Regions from separate parts of the Mus musculus genome. Here region 2 is linked to region 1. Evidence: chromatin loops called from intact Hi-C (ENCODE). Cell type or tissue: left cerebral cortex. All regions are shown on one strand.

Region 1 (8,000 bases):
AAGTAAATAAACAGATGCTAACATTTATCCATACTTAGTTTCAATCTTGATAAAAAATACAGTTCTTGTCTAAAATTTGAAGCAACAGTGCCAGAGACAAGTTTCACTGGTCCAGACTGGGTCATGCAGGTCTCTCTGAGGCTCTGTCAGGTCTGAGTTATATACTCTACCCGATTCTAATCACCTGACTGAAGGATATGGAGAAGTGCCCCTTCCACACACACACAGAAAATCAGTGTGTTGATACCAAAGACTCAGCAGCCTGTCTGTGCTGGGCAGTAAAAATGCATACACTCCACTTCAGGGCTGTCACTGTGAGTTGTACACATTAATCCAGTGTATGATAAACCATTAGCTAAGATCCTCCTGCAAGCCTACCATGTGAGAAGCAGAAACAGAAGCAGGAGAATTAATTCCAGTTTGAGGCCAACCTGGTCTACAGGGAATGCCAGACTGGCCAGGGGTACATAGTAGGACCCTGTCTCCAAAAAAAAAAAAAAAAAAAAAAAAATCAACTCACACAAATTTATGGCCCTTTTCTGTGTTTGCCATGAAACTTTGCGCACCAAGTGGCCTACCCTGCTACTGTCACTTGATTATGAATAGGGACCCCAAAGATGCAAATGTCAAAGGCCTACTCCCCTAGGTGGCTGTATTGAAAGGATGGTGCTATGATATTTAGTAAGCAGAATCCTTAAAGGGTGATCTTCAGTCACTGGGGGTCTTCTTAGAACAGACCCTATAGTTCTTTCTTTCTTCGCTCCCTTGCTCAGAATGTGAGCAGTCTGCTCTGCCCCTCCCTCTGGCTGTGATACACTACCCTCATCAGAGGCCACACTGCCCAATCAATCCTGTTCTTGCTGCTTTGCAGAGTCTACTATGGGGCATCTCCTGCTCCATGAGTCCTTCCTTTGCAAGCACCCAGAAGCACCAAGTACCCCTTTCTTCATGGTGCACTGGAGCCATCGTGTGCACCGCTCAGGAAGTCCTGAGTCTACGCATGGCCTGTTTCCTTTGATAAATCCTGGCTTAAGACTTGGAGCAGGTTTCTCCAAAATGGCAGGTGGTAACTGTGTTCTAGTTGCCTGCCAGAGCCAACTACCCATGATCTAACGATATTGATATTTACTTCTTAACATTTAAAGTTTATTTATTCATGTGTACTGATGTCTTTCCTGTATGTCTGTGCACCATGTGTATGCCCAGCGCCACAGAGGTCAGAAGGGAAGGTCAGATCCCCTGGAACTAGAGTTGCAGACAGTTGTGAACTGTCATGTGGGTGCTGGGAATTGAACCCAGGTCCTCTGGATGAGAAGCCAGTGCTCTTAACTACTGAGCCATCTCTCTAGCACCGATACATACTTTTAATGAGCAAATGAAACAGAATGTGAAAATCTTTTGGCATTGTAATTATTATCATCATGGATTATAAGTGTTGTTATTTTATTGAGACAGAATCTCCCTGTCTGGTCTGGAACTTGTTACATATGCCAGGGTGGCCTTGACCTTGCAGTGAAGAGCCTACCTCTGTTGCCTGAATGATGGGACTTGGGGCATGTGCCACCATGCCAGCTACAAGCTGTATATGAGTATATATGAGTATTTTACCTGAGCCACATGCATGTGCATTCTATGCATATCTGCAGGCACTGGGACCACTGGAACTGAGGTCATGGATGGTTGTGAGCCATTGTGTGGTCCCCAGGTCTTCTGCAACAGCAGCAAGTACTCACCCCGCTGAGCCATCTCTCCAGGCCCTGTTATCAATATTCTTACTACCCTCTCCTCTGCTCGTTTGGTCGGATTTTTTTTTTGAAACAGAATCTCACATGACCTAGGCTGGCTTCAAATTCACTATGCAGCTGAAGATGACCTTAAACTTCTAATCCTTCCGCTGCACCACATGCCTGGGTAAATATGGTGCTAGGGACAATACCCAGGGCCTTGTGCACACTAGGCAGGTTTTCTACCAAGTGAGCTACATCTCCGATGGTGTTTGTTTATTCATTTGTTTGTTTATAGGAAGGGGTGCAGAGGTGGGGATGTTTTATTTTTGTCTTTCGAGACAGTATCTCATGTAACTTGAGCTAGTCACATACTCCCTAGTGTTGGGATTATAGGTAGTCAGCTAGTTAACATATGCTTGATTCCTAGCTAGCATCAGTGCTAGTTAGGACTAATCTCAGGACCTTAGACGGGTTGGAAAAACAACTTACTGAGCGAGGTACATCCCCAGCCCTCTGTTTCTCTGCTGTCTTCCCTCTAAGCCACGTCTTCATCATAACCAGCCCAACTCGACAGCAGTCCAAAGATGAACATGGACAATAGTCCCCATTCCCACCAAAGGCAAACACTTCCTGATCAGCTACATGGATTTTGACCCAAAAAGGAGTTTGTCACTGAGGGAGGCAAGCACAGTTCTTGTTAGTGGACCTCCAAAAAAACCATTTCATCTGGAGAGAGGTTGCAAAAGCCAAATAGGGCATCAGTTCCCCCTAAACTGGAGTTATAGGTGGTTGTTTATAAAATGTCTGACATAGGTGCTGGGAACTTGGTCCTCTCTAAGAACAGAAAGCCTTCTTAACTTCTAAGCCCCTTCTTAACTTCTAGCCTCTACACATTTTAAAGATCTCAGTGTGTGTGTGTGTGTGTGTGTGTGTGTGTGTGTGTGCGTGTGTGTGTGCAAGTTCCCCTAGAGAGGACATCAGATCCCCTGTAGCTGGAGTTATGGGTAGTCCTGAGCTGCTCAGTACAGGTGATGCACACCTCCAATTCTCTACAAGAGCAGCAAAGGTTCTTAATTGCTGAACTATGTCTTCAGTCCCAAGGAATCCCAGTTCTGGCCCACTGAGGAAGAACTGAGCCAGGAGGATCACAAGTAAGGGCAGCCTGGGCTATATAATGACTCCCTATCTTAAAACAATAATAATGAGCCAGGTGGTGGCAGAGGTAGATGAATCTCTATGGGTTCAAGGCCAGCCTGGTCTACAGAGTGAGTTCCAGGACAGCCAGGACTACACAGAGAAACTCTGCCTCGAAAAAACAAAGAAACAAACAAAACAAACCCCAAAACAAACAAAAACCCAACAATAATGAAATAAAGTTTCCCAGAAGAGAAGGAAATAAATCTCAAATTAAATGCGCCCACTAAGTGTCACACAGAATGGAGGAAAATGCCAAGCAATATCTCAACATTCAGAATGTCCAGGTAGTGGAGCGAGCGAATGGCTTCTAGAAAGAAAAAGCCAAGGCCTGTGGGAAGGAGTAAGAATGCAGGTGGCATCAGAGCTTCCAACAGAAGCACATGGTGCTGAAGAAAGAGGTGGTAGGGACCCAGCATTCTGAGTGAAAAGTACTTTTATCCCAGAATTTTACACTTGGCCAAATAAAGGCTAAGCGTGGGGAAAGGTATTTTCAGATATGTAAGAACTCAAAAGATTTTACCTCCCACGCACCTTTTCTTAGGACTATAGTAAAAGATATGATTCAGTGAAATGGAAGGCTAAGCCAAGACAAGAAACAAGGGCACTCTAAAAGTCTGAGGAGGAATCCGGAGGGTGCTGCTGATTACACGGCGTCCTGTGATGACACCTGAGCCCCAGGTGCAGAGAGGAGCCCATCCAACTTGGATCAGGATGACAGTCGGTCCAGGAGGCCTCCAGTAGTGGGTGTGCATGGGGCGGGGTGGTGATAGATTACCAGATGATACAAGGGGCCATTCAGGAAAAACTGTCCTCGACAGTTAAGGCATACACATGGGAAATATTCGCAACAGCTACTTCTGAGTTAAGCAAAAGAAAAGCCGATAGTTAGCTCAGGAGACAAGGTAGTTGATAGTAGTTGGAGGGGATGTAATTAAAGAGCACCACTGTTCAGTAGTGGCCATGTTATGTGCAGAGTGAAGACAACATAAGCATTGAGTTTGTTTAATTAAATGTGTACTACACTTCTATGGGAATATATGGAAGGGGGAACTAAAACTCCAGGTATCGAATAGGCATCAATAGATGGTATCTATGTCGGTCCCCTGTCTTGTTACTATGGTGGAAGGCCTGCTGAAAGCCAGGTGGAAGGGTTTATTATGGCTCTCAGTTTAAAGTACAGTCTGTCATGGTAGGGAAATCATGGGAGCAGGAGCCTGAGGTGCTGGTCTTGTTACATCAGCTATCAGGAAGCAGAGAGGAATGAATGCAGTGCCCGGGTCCACTTCTGGACCGCAGTCACGGATGGCTCTGTTCACAGTTAATGGAGAGGTTTGTCTTCTAGGTGAGTCTATACCCGGTCAGGCTGAGAGCTGCCATCAGCATCATTCTGACCCTCTGATGACTTTTGGGAATTTTAGAAACAAATCAGTGCGGATGGGTAGCTGCTCAGAACTCTCCCGACATCTGGGGGTGTCGGTCAGAGCAGGGCTGGGTAGCTGAGCACGGAAGACTATGGGAACAGTCGATAGCACGAGCCCTGCCCTCCTAGGCTCCCACCAACAGCTCCAAGCTCAGTTTGTGCTCAGGTGACCCTGAAAAGGGCCCTGGAGTGTGAGTGACAGCTTCATGGGATAGAGCGCTGCATCCTGTGGGGAAGGCAGGGAGAAAGGAAAGGGGGTCTTAGGGGGAGGGGACAGTGCAGGAGGGCAGAGGCACAACAGATGAGGCTAAATTAATTTTGGAAACCATTAAATCTTTGAAAAGAGAGCGTGTTTTCGGCAGGGACAGTGAATCACTGTGATTTGCAGAAACAGGCACGAGGCAATTAGCCATCTGGATGCTGCGGCTTCCAGCCTCCCAGCGGAAACTTCAAGCAAGCGGAAGGCTGGTCATTACACAGCCCAGGCCCAGCACTCCATCATCTACAGATAACTTTCTGCTTCCAGCCGCTAGAAGTCCAAAGGCTTGGGATAAAGGGCAACTTGGCATGAGACGCAGAAAATGTGCAGGAAAGGCTACAAAAGCCGCAGGGAGTCCCACTGCTTCCCTCTTCCTGTGTGTACCCCTCAGACTTCGTTATGAACAAGTGTACAGTTCACTCAACTGAGAAGCACTTAATACTCGCCTACCACTCTCCTCCAGGGTCTCTGATCGTCCGCACGTTGTGTCATTAGTCCTCGTGACATACATTTAAGGTATTCCACCCACGACACATCCTAAGAGTTCTGCACTCACCAATCTTGCTTAAGCAAGAATATTATCTTATTATTTTATGGTTATTTATTTATTCTGAGACAGTCTGACTTTGTAGCCCAGGCTGAGGTGATTCTCTGCTTCAGCTCCTCATGTGCTGGGATTTTAGGTGTGAGCCAGCACACCTCTGATTTGTTTTCATCAATGAGGAAATAAAAACAAAGGAAAGGTGACGTTGAACCAGAGGTGTAGCTCAGTTGGCAGAGTGCTCGCCTAGCATGCAGTGTCCCGGGTTTGAGCTCCAGTGCTGCATCAACAGGGTGTGATAGTGCATACCTGCGATCCTCACACCCTGGAAGTAGAGACAGGAAGGAGGATGAAAAGTCTAACATCATTCTCAGCCACAAAGGCAGCCCAAGCCTGGACTACAGAAACCCTGCCTCAAAAATCAACAAAAGATGAAGTAAAGTTGTTCAAGTTTTGAGGCAATTGTGCAATTCCGTGCCTCCCCTGTATGAGCACCCGTGAACTGTGTGGCTCACAAGGCTGGAGAACCACAGGCTACATGAAGATAAGAGTTTCTATAAACTGTAAAGAGAGGTTGGAGCTTAGGGGCTAAGAGCACTGGCTGCTCTTCTAGAGGACCTGGGTTCGATTTCCAGCACCCACAGGAGGACCAACTACCATCTCTAACTCCAAATCAGGGGATCTGCCGCCCTCTCCTGGCCTCCACGAGCACTGCATGTAGGCAAAACATCCACAGAAATTAAATAAAAGGGCTGGCGAGATGGCTCAGTTGTTAAGAGTGCCGACTGCTCTTCCAAAGGTCCTGAGTTCAAATCCCAGCAACCACATGGTGGCTCACAACCATCCGTAACGAAATCTGATGCCCTCTTCTGGAATATATAACTCCTTTCTTGTATTTTTGAGATTATAATACACCTCTTACTCCCTCCAAAACCTTTCTTACTCTATTTCAAACTCACGGTCTCTTTTTCATTAGTGGTTGCTACATTTGTACGTGTGTGTGTGTGTGTGTGTGTGTGTGTGTGTGTTCCTAAATGCATAAATAGAACCTGCTCATTTTTTATTAAATTAATATTTTAAAATAAACAAACTGTAAAGAGCTGTTTGTAGTAGCTACCTCAGCTCACACTGACCCCTTTGACCTGAAGTTGCTGCTTTTCAATTCATTTCTAGAAGCCATTAGGGTAGCCTGCACATCTAACCAGGTCTTTCATTCAAGGACGTCTGACTGGGCTAGATGAACTGGGAGGTGTGGGCCAAGGAGGCCTGACTATCATCCACCCACTTCTATTATGGCCATATGGAGCAAATCACTTCCAGAGCCAGGAGGGAGCCAGGAAGGGACAGCACCTCTCAGAGAGGCCAGAGGTCAGTGCTCCCTTGTGGAGGACCTCTGTGTCTTATTATTTGCTGTAGGCTCCTAAGCCACAATGCACTGTGGTTTGGTAAAGTGCTTCGCCAGAGCCTCTTAGAGCTGCTTAGCATGGCTCAGGACTCTGCAGTGGCCTAGAAGTCCCCAAAGGAGTTGTCACCCAGTGTATATATCTGTAGTCCACTGAGCTGGACAGGAAGTACCAGATCTCATACACAAGAAAAGCAGAGGAAGAAAACAGCTTGGATAATCAGGGAGTCCAGTTTCGTCTACTTCTCCCTGGCTGTGGCCTCATACAAAGTGGGAAGCCACACTCTCTCCGAGTTTCTTTCCTGAGATGAAGCTTTCAACCCCCCCCCCGCCCCCCAGGGCATTAGAGGGGATCAAGGAGGTCACAGGTATCCCTGAACTGGCAGAAAGTTTAAATAAAGAGGACCAAGAAAAAGCCATAGGGCCCTCAAAGCTTGGCTTCCGATACACGGGAAGCGTGGGCTTGCTGTCACCAGATTTTTTTTTAATTTGTCCAGAAGAATAAGAAATCTGGTTTGTTTGTGTATGTTTTTATTCTTAAGAGATAAGGTCTTCTTGTGTAGCGCAGTCTGGCTTGGGACTTGCCCAAACTACATAACCTTTCTGCCTCATGCCGAGTTCTGGGAACACAGGTGTCTGCCACCACATTTAGCCTAGAAATCTGGATTTTTCTCATGAACTCCCCAATTTTCAAAACCCCATGAGGACAGACAGAAACCTGTCTGTAGGTCTCGGAGTATGGACTCTGAAGTTCCTATGGTCTCAGTCTCTTAGCAGACTCATGCCAGTTCACCTCCTCCTGTCTCAGGTACATCTTCCTGGCTCTCCACCCTCTGTCTCCTTCTTATCACTCAGATTATAAACTGAGTTAGGCTTAGCTCAGCTCTGCAGTCACCAGAAGCCAGCTAGGAACAGGGCTACTACCTAGAAGTCCCACGTAACCACTTCCCAGAGAGAGAGAGACAGAAGGCAGAGGCATAGAGACTTTCTGAAGAAAGGGATGAGAAGCAACGGGACAATTGTCACTGCAGGCAGAAGGCCTGGCCCCTGGGTGGCTGGGTAGTGTCCCCAGGGCATTCCTGCATAAAAATTAAGGGAGAGTGTGGCTGCCTCTTGCAAAGTTGGTGTGGCCTTTTGAAGCACCTATAGCCTAGGAGACCTTCTGGCTGCAGCCTCCTCGAGCAACAACAGTCCAGTTGGTCCTTCAGGAGAAGCTGGCAGAGAAGCTGCCTCGGGCCGTGGGCTGGCCCAGCGGGCTCAGTGGGTCTTGCATCAGGGTCCTTTCCAGAAACTGAAGGCTTCCTGCTCCCCGCCCTGCTGCCTTCCCGGATTTGATGTCACTCCCCAGCCGCAGCCTTTCCCAGGTTTGCTCAGTCTGGGATGATCCTGGGGCCTCTCTGGGCCCAGGGGAAATCCTTTGCCTGCTGGGTCCGTCTGCCTGGGACCTGTCGCCC
Region 2 (8,000 bases), 440 kb before region 1:
GAGGTGGCACTAGCCACATGTCACTCCTCCATGGTCTTCTTAGGAGGGGCTACACTCTATGCTGAACAATGCTTGTTTGGAGACCATCCCGTTCTCCAAGCTGCCCTCCTGGCATCAGCTCTACCAGCTACCACCTATTCCCTCTTCCTTCCTTCCTTCTCTAAACTCCCAAAAGAGGACTGGCAACAAATTTGAGAACCTGCTCATGCGTGACTTCTGTCTATCTGAATGTATTCGTGGTTCTTACCCTACCCATAAGCCCCTACAACCATTACCACAATGATACTTTTCCTTGGCCTTCCCCATCCTGTCCCCTCCCTCCAGATGCCCTTTACTGGCTCACCTTCCCCTCGGCCGGCCACTTAGTGTTTTTCAGCAGCAGTCTTCTCTTGCCCTTCACCAGCTGTTGGCCACTAGTGCCAGGGCTTCAACCGCCATCAGTATGTGGTCACAAAGCTTTTGTTACATCTATTTTGTGATAGTCACCGAACATCTGCACTGGCTTATCACACAAACACCACAGACTCAATATATCTAAACTCATTCTCATTCTTTGACTTCTGGTCCTCTTCTTCAGTTTCCAGTCTTTCCTTAGCTAGCCAGGCTCAGAATTACAAAGCACTCTACAAGTCCTCCCTCTTCCTCCCCCCCCCCAAATCTGAGTGCTCACCAAGTCCCAATTTGCTTCTGATGTATTTCTAGACTCTGTCCTTTCCTCTCCTGACTCCCACAGTTTTAGAACCTCACATTTCTCTTGCCTGAACTAGTTACCAAAGTGGTTTTTCTACCCCCGGCCTCTTCCCACTTGCATTCTCCTCCTCTCTGCCATCATCCTTGGGAGTCTAAGATAATGCCACATCCATCTTTAACATCCCTCCAGGCCTTTGCATCAGTAAGACGACATATTTTGAACAAGTGACGTACACGGTTCAGATTTCTCTTCTGTCATCTGCCATTCTTTACTCACGCATCCCAAAAGTCAACTTTATGAATTATCTCCACCATGAGGGTATACTAATCAGTTCCTGAGTACACTCTGCTGTTCTCTTTGGAGCGTCCTTGCCCCCTTACCTATAAATCTCATCTACATGTAAGGGCAAGTTCAGGCAGAGCCGTTCTCTAAGATCTCCAGAGGTTTGGCACTCCTGTGTTCCAGCAGTCTACATGTGCATCTGTACATTTACATGTCTGACTCTCCCACCCCTGGACAAATGTGTGCACCTCACCTCTTCTGCACCTCCAGGCCTACTCCAGGGTTAGGTTCACAGCATACATTTCAATGTTTGCTGAGTTGACTTAAATATACATAGGGCTTTCCGTGACAATAGGACATTAGCCTGTGCATGTTCTGCTGTTCCTGGTAACAGTACTACTGACACAGCAGGTTTGGAGCAAAGACGACAGATGGTAAAAGAGGCAGCTGCCAAGTGTCAGAAATGGCTGCAAGTGGCTTGGGACAGGCAGGCAAAGGGGAGAAAACATCCTGTCTCTTTCTGAAGTACTTACTTTTTGCAATCATTGTTGATGTTTCATTGATAAGTATAGTTACATTTATTGTTGGCTATAAACAATCCAATAATAGGTCTGCAAACTGAAAGGGACCACTTTCTGTACATATAAACAGACAGGTTACACTCTAAGGACTTAACTCTAAATAAACTGTGTAATTAAGTGACAACAGGAGCTAAGTGTGTGAGGCTATGCCTTGATGACAATTGGGCTAGCAGAGCTCAGCATCTGAGAAGAGAGAGAAAGCCTGTTGGATGAATGTACACTTGCACTGACCAGGCTGCTCATCTACAGAGAAATCTTATGTGCATGAGTAGTTGTATAATTTTTTAAGCATGAAAAAAACATTTTAAAGCCAGGGGTAGTGGCATGTGCTGATCATACCAGAACTCAGAGGGAAAGACAAAAGGATCAGGACTTCAAGTTTGGTTATAGAGTAAGTTTAAAGGCAGCCTGGGGCACAAGGGAACTTATTTTTTAAAAAGAAAGAAAAACACTTGAAGAAAATATTATTATATTCTTATAACTCTGACCATAGGTAAACGTGGAATGGAAAGCCTTTGGAAGTTTTGTTTTGTTTTGTTTTTTTGCAGCTCATGAGAACTAATATGCTAATATTGTAGGCTAAAGATTTACACACACACACACACACACACACACACACACACACACACACATACACACACACACACTCCTGGTTTTAGGACGTGCTGGCTGGACATGGGAGTGGAGAAGCTGTGAGACTGAATACTTGGGTCAGAAGAGCCAGTGTGGTGAGATGCACTGCAGTGTGACGCAGCAGAATGAAAAGACATCACCTAGCATGGATCATAAACAGATTCTTTGAAAGACCAGAGACGAAGATCAATCAGTCCTTGCTTAAACATTGGATGGCTGCCTGGTACAAAGGCCTATTTTGCTTTGCTATGTAATTTCCTCACTACTTAGCTACAAAAGCGTATCAGAATTGAATTCTAGTGCTCTGTCTAAATGGGAGCTGAGTCACAGGTACCTGATGCTGTGTCTGCAGGCTGAAGTGGATGACTCACGTCTGTGAAATTCTGAGAGAAAGTACCACCCGACCCCTTGCTTAGTCATCTTTTGCATGGATGCTGGGTTCATGAGCTCTGTAAACTATAATGAGCTATCTAGCCTTTTACCATCTCTTTCTTCTTTTCTAAACAGTACAAATTACAGCTCTAAAAATAACCTCATCTACGCAAGTGAGTCACTGTGACCTAACAAGCTTCCACAAGTAGTTACCCAGCTCAGTTGTGATATTTACTTGTGAAGGTACAAATCTTGTTGTCATATTAGCCCCCATTTTCTTCTCCCTCAAGCTTCAGATAAGAATTTGGTGAACTGGGGAAAGGAGAAGGGAAGAAGGTTTCAGGGAACATTTTTTTTTTTTTAGGAAAAAAAAAAAAACATAATGTACCCAATGCTTGAGATGTTCAGGATTGTAAATAGAGCTTGTGGGGAAGGAATTCACTGGAAGCTATCCCTGGGCTTGAGATGTTTTTCAGTTTTTCAGAAGGTTTGCCTAGCATTTATAAGACCCAGGGTTCCATGCCCAGCACTGCATAAACTTGGGTGTGGTTGTAAGATCAAAAGTCCAAGGTCGTCCTAGGCTACCTAATGAGTTTGAGGCCACCCTGGACTAGAAATCCTGCTAATCAATCAATCAGTCAGTCAGTCAAATAAGTAAAGCTATTCCTACCAGCATATGAGAGCTAGAATTTTAATATTTTAGGCTAAAGACGTTTCTCTTAGTAAGGAGAACATATTGACTATGGAAAGACATCTCTTGATAATTCTATTTTCTTAACAATTCTGGACTGTAAATGTATGACTTTTTTGATAAAAGGCATAGCTGCGCCAATAAGTTTGTATGCATTAAATGTTCATCTTTGGATCCTAGAGACATACACTAAGCCTTGGCACTCTACCTGTCCACTTGGCTACTTTCTGACGCTCAGGCCTGACCTCTGGTCTTCAGATTGCCTGGTGAGACTTCCATTGCCAACTCGCTGTCTTCCTACCCCAGCCTGTACAATGAATTCAACCAGGGGCAGGAAGCGGCTGTCTCCATGGAGCTCCTCTCTTCACGAGTGAGGCAAAGCTGCTCAGATACCAAAGTGCCACTCACTCACACTCTGGCTTACTTGGGGAGACTGGAAAGGAACAAACTTCCTACTACCACCAAGCCTAACACTTGCCACCACTGTCCCAGCTTCTCCTGTCAGAGGTCAGACCTCTTGGCCTCACCCAGACAGTCACGTGAACAGTCGCAACTAGCTGCTGAGGGTGCTTAGGGATAGAATGATGAAATCATTGATTTAGCTGAAAACGTCCCCAGGAAATAGGCTACAAAGCCCATTGACGGCTCCAGCCAGGCAGAGGCTGAGTCACTCCAGTCCTTCCTGACTCCTTGATTTATATTAAATAGGTCAGCTGGATCACCTGAATCCTGTTCCTCATCCTTTTGAGGGGCTGCCCCCTGCCATCATGTTGGGCCTAGTACTGCTTCCTGTTGGGCCTAGTGAGGACTTTACTAATCAGCCTTAGCCTCAAGTCCTAGGAGGGCCTGTGTACTATGTTCCAGGGGCCACCTCATGATCACATCTCTACTTTGGATCCCTTTCAGGATGCAGAGACCCTAGTTACCCTTTCATTCCCACAAGGTAGATGACACGTAGCCCCGTCAGCTCTTTTCTCGTTGCAAAATGGGTGTACCATGTACCTCTCAGGGTATGAGGAGGAAGAGGAAAGGGGCCCTGTCTGTCCAAGTTCAAGGGGCTCCCAACACCCAGAGGCTATGGAGCTTCGGCTCAGGGCCGACCACTGTGGGAGGCTCTGTGTCTAACGATACGTTAGGATATCATTCAGTGTAGTCTTGGACCTCAGGGGGCAAAGAAGCTGAAATAATGAGACAAGTTCACAGGATAATGAAACGGCAAAATGTAAGTGTGTGTTCTTCAGAGCAGGTGGATACTCAGACAGGACAGCTAAGCAGAAGAAGGGTTTTCAGAAATGGTACAAGAAAGATGAGGCCAAGGAGTGACAGAGAGGAGGGTCAGCACACAGGTTCTTGCTGAGTAGGAGAGAAAGCCTGCTGGTCACAGGAGAATGTTCCCTTGAGAGGCCATGGGATAAAAGCCATGTCTTCATTGGTTGGATGTGATATCTGGGCACAGGAGCTGGCCAGCAAAATAATCCAGAAGGGAGGTGACCTGACTTGACCTGGTGTAGCTAGGGAGGAGGTAAGGGTGTGGCAAACACAGAAGTAGCTCACACCTTGCATTGCTAAAGCATGGATAGACTCTAATTTGCTTTTAATCCTCATTTAGGTCCTACCATAGAAGGTAGGCATGCATAGGGACAATTCCATTTCACAGATGCAAATACAGGATCTCAAGGCTATGTGGTGGGGTTGAGAACCTAACCCAGTATTCTGATGGTGAAATGAATGCTTTTTCTATCATCTGTACAGCTCTCCATGCTGTTCCAAGGGCTGGGGCCATTCAAAGCTGGGTGGAGCAGATGTGCCAGTCAAGGGAACTGGGTAAGAACAGCTCCTCCACCAGGACGCCTTATCTATAGGCTCGGCTAGCCCCTATCTTCTCAGCAGCCAGAGCAAAGCAGTCCCGTGGCATCTTAGAAGTCTGTGAGCAGAGCTCCCTGAGAGAGGTGACTTCCTATGGCAAGGACATTGGACTGACTCCCCTTGGTCTACAAGCAGCCAGATACGGTTGGGCCTGCCCTTGCCTCTCACCTCCCACCTCTCTCACAGCCTCCTGCTTCCTCAGGCAGAAGGAAGAGCTCCTTCCTGATTGCTATACAAGCACCATCTTGAATTATCTTGTACTTCTCACATGACGGAGGCTCCCTTAGCTATTTGCTCACTCCAGTCAGCCATAAAGAATGTATGTCCTGGTGCTGAAGAAGTGACCAGCAGCTAAGAAAGTTTATTACTCATAAAGGAGCAGAGCTGGGTCATTAGCACTCATATCAGGTGGTTTTCAATTGCCTGTAACTATAGCTCCAGGGGATTTGAAGCTCTCTTTTGTTCTCTGTGGGCACCAACTGACACCTCCCAACCCCCTCCTCATCCCCATACCTACACCCACTCTCAGCCCCCTCCCCACCCCCACACCTTTTTAAAAACAACCTCTACCTAATTCTTAGCTTTCTATCTATAGCACTGCCCTTTGGAACAAAGGCACACTTGTACAAGCCACACCATCATTAGACTGTTCTGAGTTAAGCTGAGGTTTCACTCCTTGACCTGAGCGGACTCTCTCTTACTTCTGAGCCTTTGTTTAAATGATAAGTCGCCCCATAATTATTTAGCTTTTAATCCTCCACTTAGCTTTTCTTCCTGAAGCTCTACGCTTTAGTGGGTCCTGCCTTCAAGACTATTTTCTGACAAGATATTCAATTCACTAAGTCCAATGTCTAGACTTCTAAAAAACTGTGATATCTTGTTTGGCTGTTAAAACTTTATCATAGATAAATGTTCAGGGTTTCACAGGCTTTTGAATTAGTTTTGAGCACAATGTCATCATAGACCTGGGAATAAATTGCTCCTTTATCTCCTGTTTATCAGGTTATGAAGCAGCCAGCCTCAAACTGGGTCTTTGGTTTGGTTTGGTTTGAGAGAGGGTCCTATTATGTAGCCTATCCAGTTAGAGTTTTAAAACCACGCCCGCTGGGTGCTAACCCAGTCAAACAGCACTCCCTTTTCCTCCTCTCTGCAGATGTCATTGTATCTGTCACATCTGTGTTTTCTTTCTTTCTGCATCAACAGAAAGTTCAGGTCCCTGAAAGTCGGTGTATAAAACTCTACCAAGTGCCTAGAACTGACAGAAGGCTCATACGAGACAGTTAACTGTTACTGATTAGCATAAGTGCTACAAGCTAAGGGTAACTTCTGGGCTTGAAGTGACATCCCAGAGCCCGGTTTTAGCCTCCTATTTTAACTCCACATGCAAAGCTGTACAGTGTTGCCTCCTATAGCTAACCTGTTTTGTTTTCCCTTTCATAGGAGAACACTGGTGACAGATGCCTCTGCCATATCTAAAATCCTTTACAAAACCAGGGGATGGTTTCTGGCTTGACATGCTGAAGGGATACTCACAGTAAAGGGCATGTGGACTTGTTTCTTTTGAAATGGATTAACAAACCTATCTCTCCAAAATTAAAAACAAAAGCAATAGTATTTGGCGACTGTGATCATGTCATGTTACTATGGTTAGAAGTGCAGCCATCCCTCTGAGGGCCTGTGCCATGAGGAGAAGAGGTCACATTGGTTCAATACCTGGGTGGAGACTTTGAAGAACAATTTCCAGTATGCAGCAGGAAGTTGCTGTGGTGGCAGGCAGGTGATGGCTCTGGTCCAGCTCCAGGCCCAAGTAAATAAAGAGCATTAAACCACCTTACATTTACCAAAATCTCCAGGAATGATAGGTGAGACCCACTAAAGACGTTCACACGCGTGTGGCAGTTGCCTCCTTTCATCTCCAACTACAACAAGTCCAACATTCTATAACCATTTTAAAGGAACACAAAGTATTCCATATTCTCTTTTGTCCCAAAGGCTCTGGCACACCATCTGTATATGCTAACTCCATGTGCCCACATCCCTAGCATCCTGACTCGAATCTCAGGGAAGCAGAGCAAGATGGTATCTGGAGGACCAGCGAAGGTGTTACATCATCATGTGCGTCAGACAAAGGGAGCACAGAATGAGCTGGGTCGGAGTCTGGACACTCAGCGCTTTGTCTAAACTCAGTTCTGCACTTATCACCTGTGGCATCTTAGGCGCGTCACTGAACTCTGCTTTCTACCTTTCGAGTTGTAAAATGGCAATTATGATTTTTATCTTGCAGTGTTTCATAAGTGACAGCTATTAGTGTGATTTAGAATGAAGCTAAGACTCACTGTCTTCTACAGGAGCAGCTGACAATGTCAACTGACTGAAGGATCCTCACAGCATCCAGGTGATCAGCAGGTCGACTCTTGGTTCAGACTAAGGTCCTACTAGGCTTATGTGCAAGGAATACAGTAATCACAGGGATTATCCCTGTCCAAAGAATAAAGACTACAGAGTGTGTTCATGGATGCCTCATGAAGCCCCTGCCTGCTCTGAAGTCGACCATGATTTTAAAAAAGAGACAATTTAAATATTCTTTTCTTGAGTGGTGAGAAATAATGATTTCTGAGGGGGGAATCATTTTTTATTCAGGTACCTAATAAATTGTCTGGCCCAAGTATTTAATAAAATGATTTCTAATTGAGTTATAATAGTAAATGTAACAGGGCTCTTCAATATAGAGTTAATGGAAAATAGCAAGCAAGCTCTAAGAAATGCCAGAGCTAGCCCCTTCTAGTATTTATCACATGCAGAGCTAGCCCAGCATTATTGGTATCATCAGTCAAAATCTATTGGGGTCCCTGAAACTCATCTTTGCTATAAAAGAAAAGAAAAA

Evidence for each region. Hi-C counts contacts between places; a loop is a spot of excess contacts. Peaks named below come from ENCODE experiments on the same cell type or tissue, not always from the same donor. Only the 100,000 strongest peaks of a DNase experiment are listed, where the experiment ranks them.
Region 2: a loop joins it to region 1, with 3 times the contacts of the local background. A loop is called at or near these places in 3 of 42 quality-filtered maps.

What each region holds. Positions count from the first base shown.
Region 1 is chr5:31,586,704-31,594,703 of GRCm38, reverse strand. No RefSeq gene overlaps it. Among named protein-coding and RNA genes, the nearest start is that of Gm38424, 6.2 kb to the left of the region's middle. In left cerebral cortex, a CTCF peak has its summit at 5,828 (motif pointing left); DNase peaks (open chromatin) are centred at 3,388 and 4,721; H3K27ac peaks cover 496 bases.
Region 2 is chr5:32,030,505-32,038,504 of GRCm38, reverse strand. All of the region lies in intron 10 of Babam2 (BRISC and BRCA1 A complex member 2), which reads right to left. Among named protein-coding and RNA genes, the nearest start is that of Gm52770, 36 kb to the right of the region's middle. In left cerebral cortex, no CTCF peak of the experiment used is centred here; DNase peaks (open chromatin) are centred at 769, 1,408, 2,533 and 3,624; H3K27ac peaks cover 3,070 bases.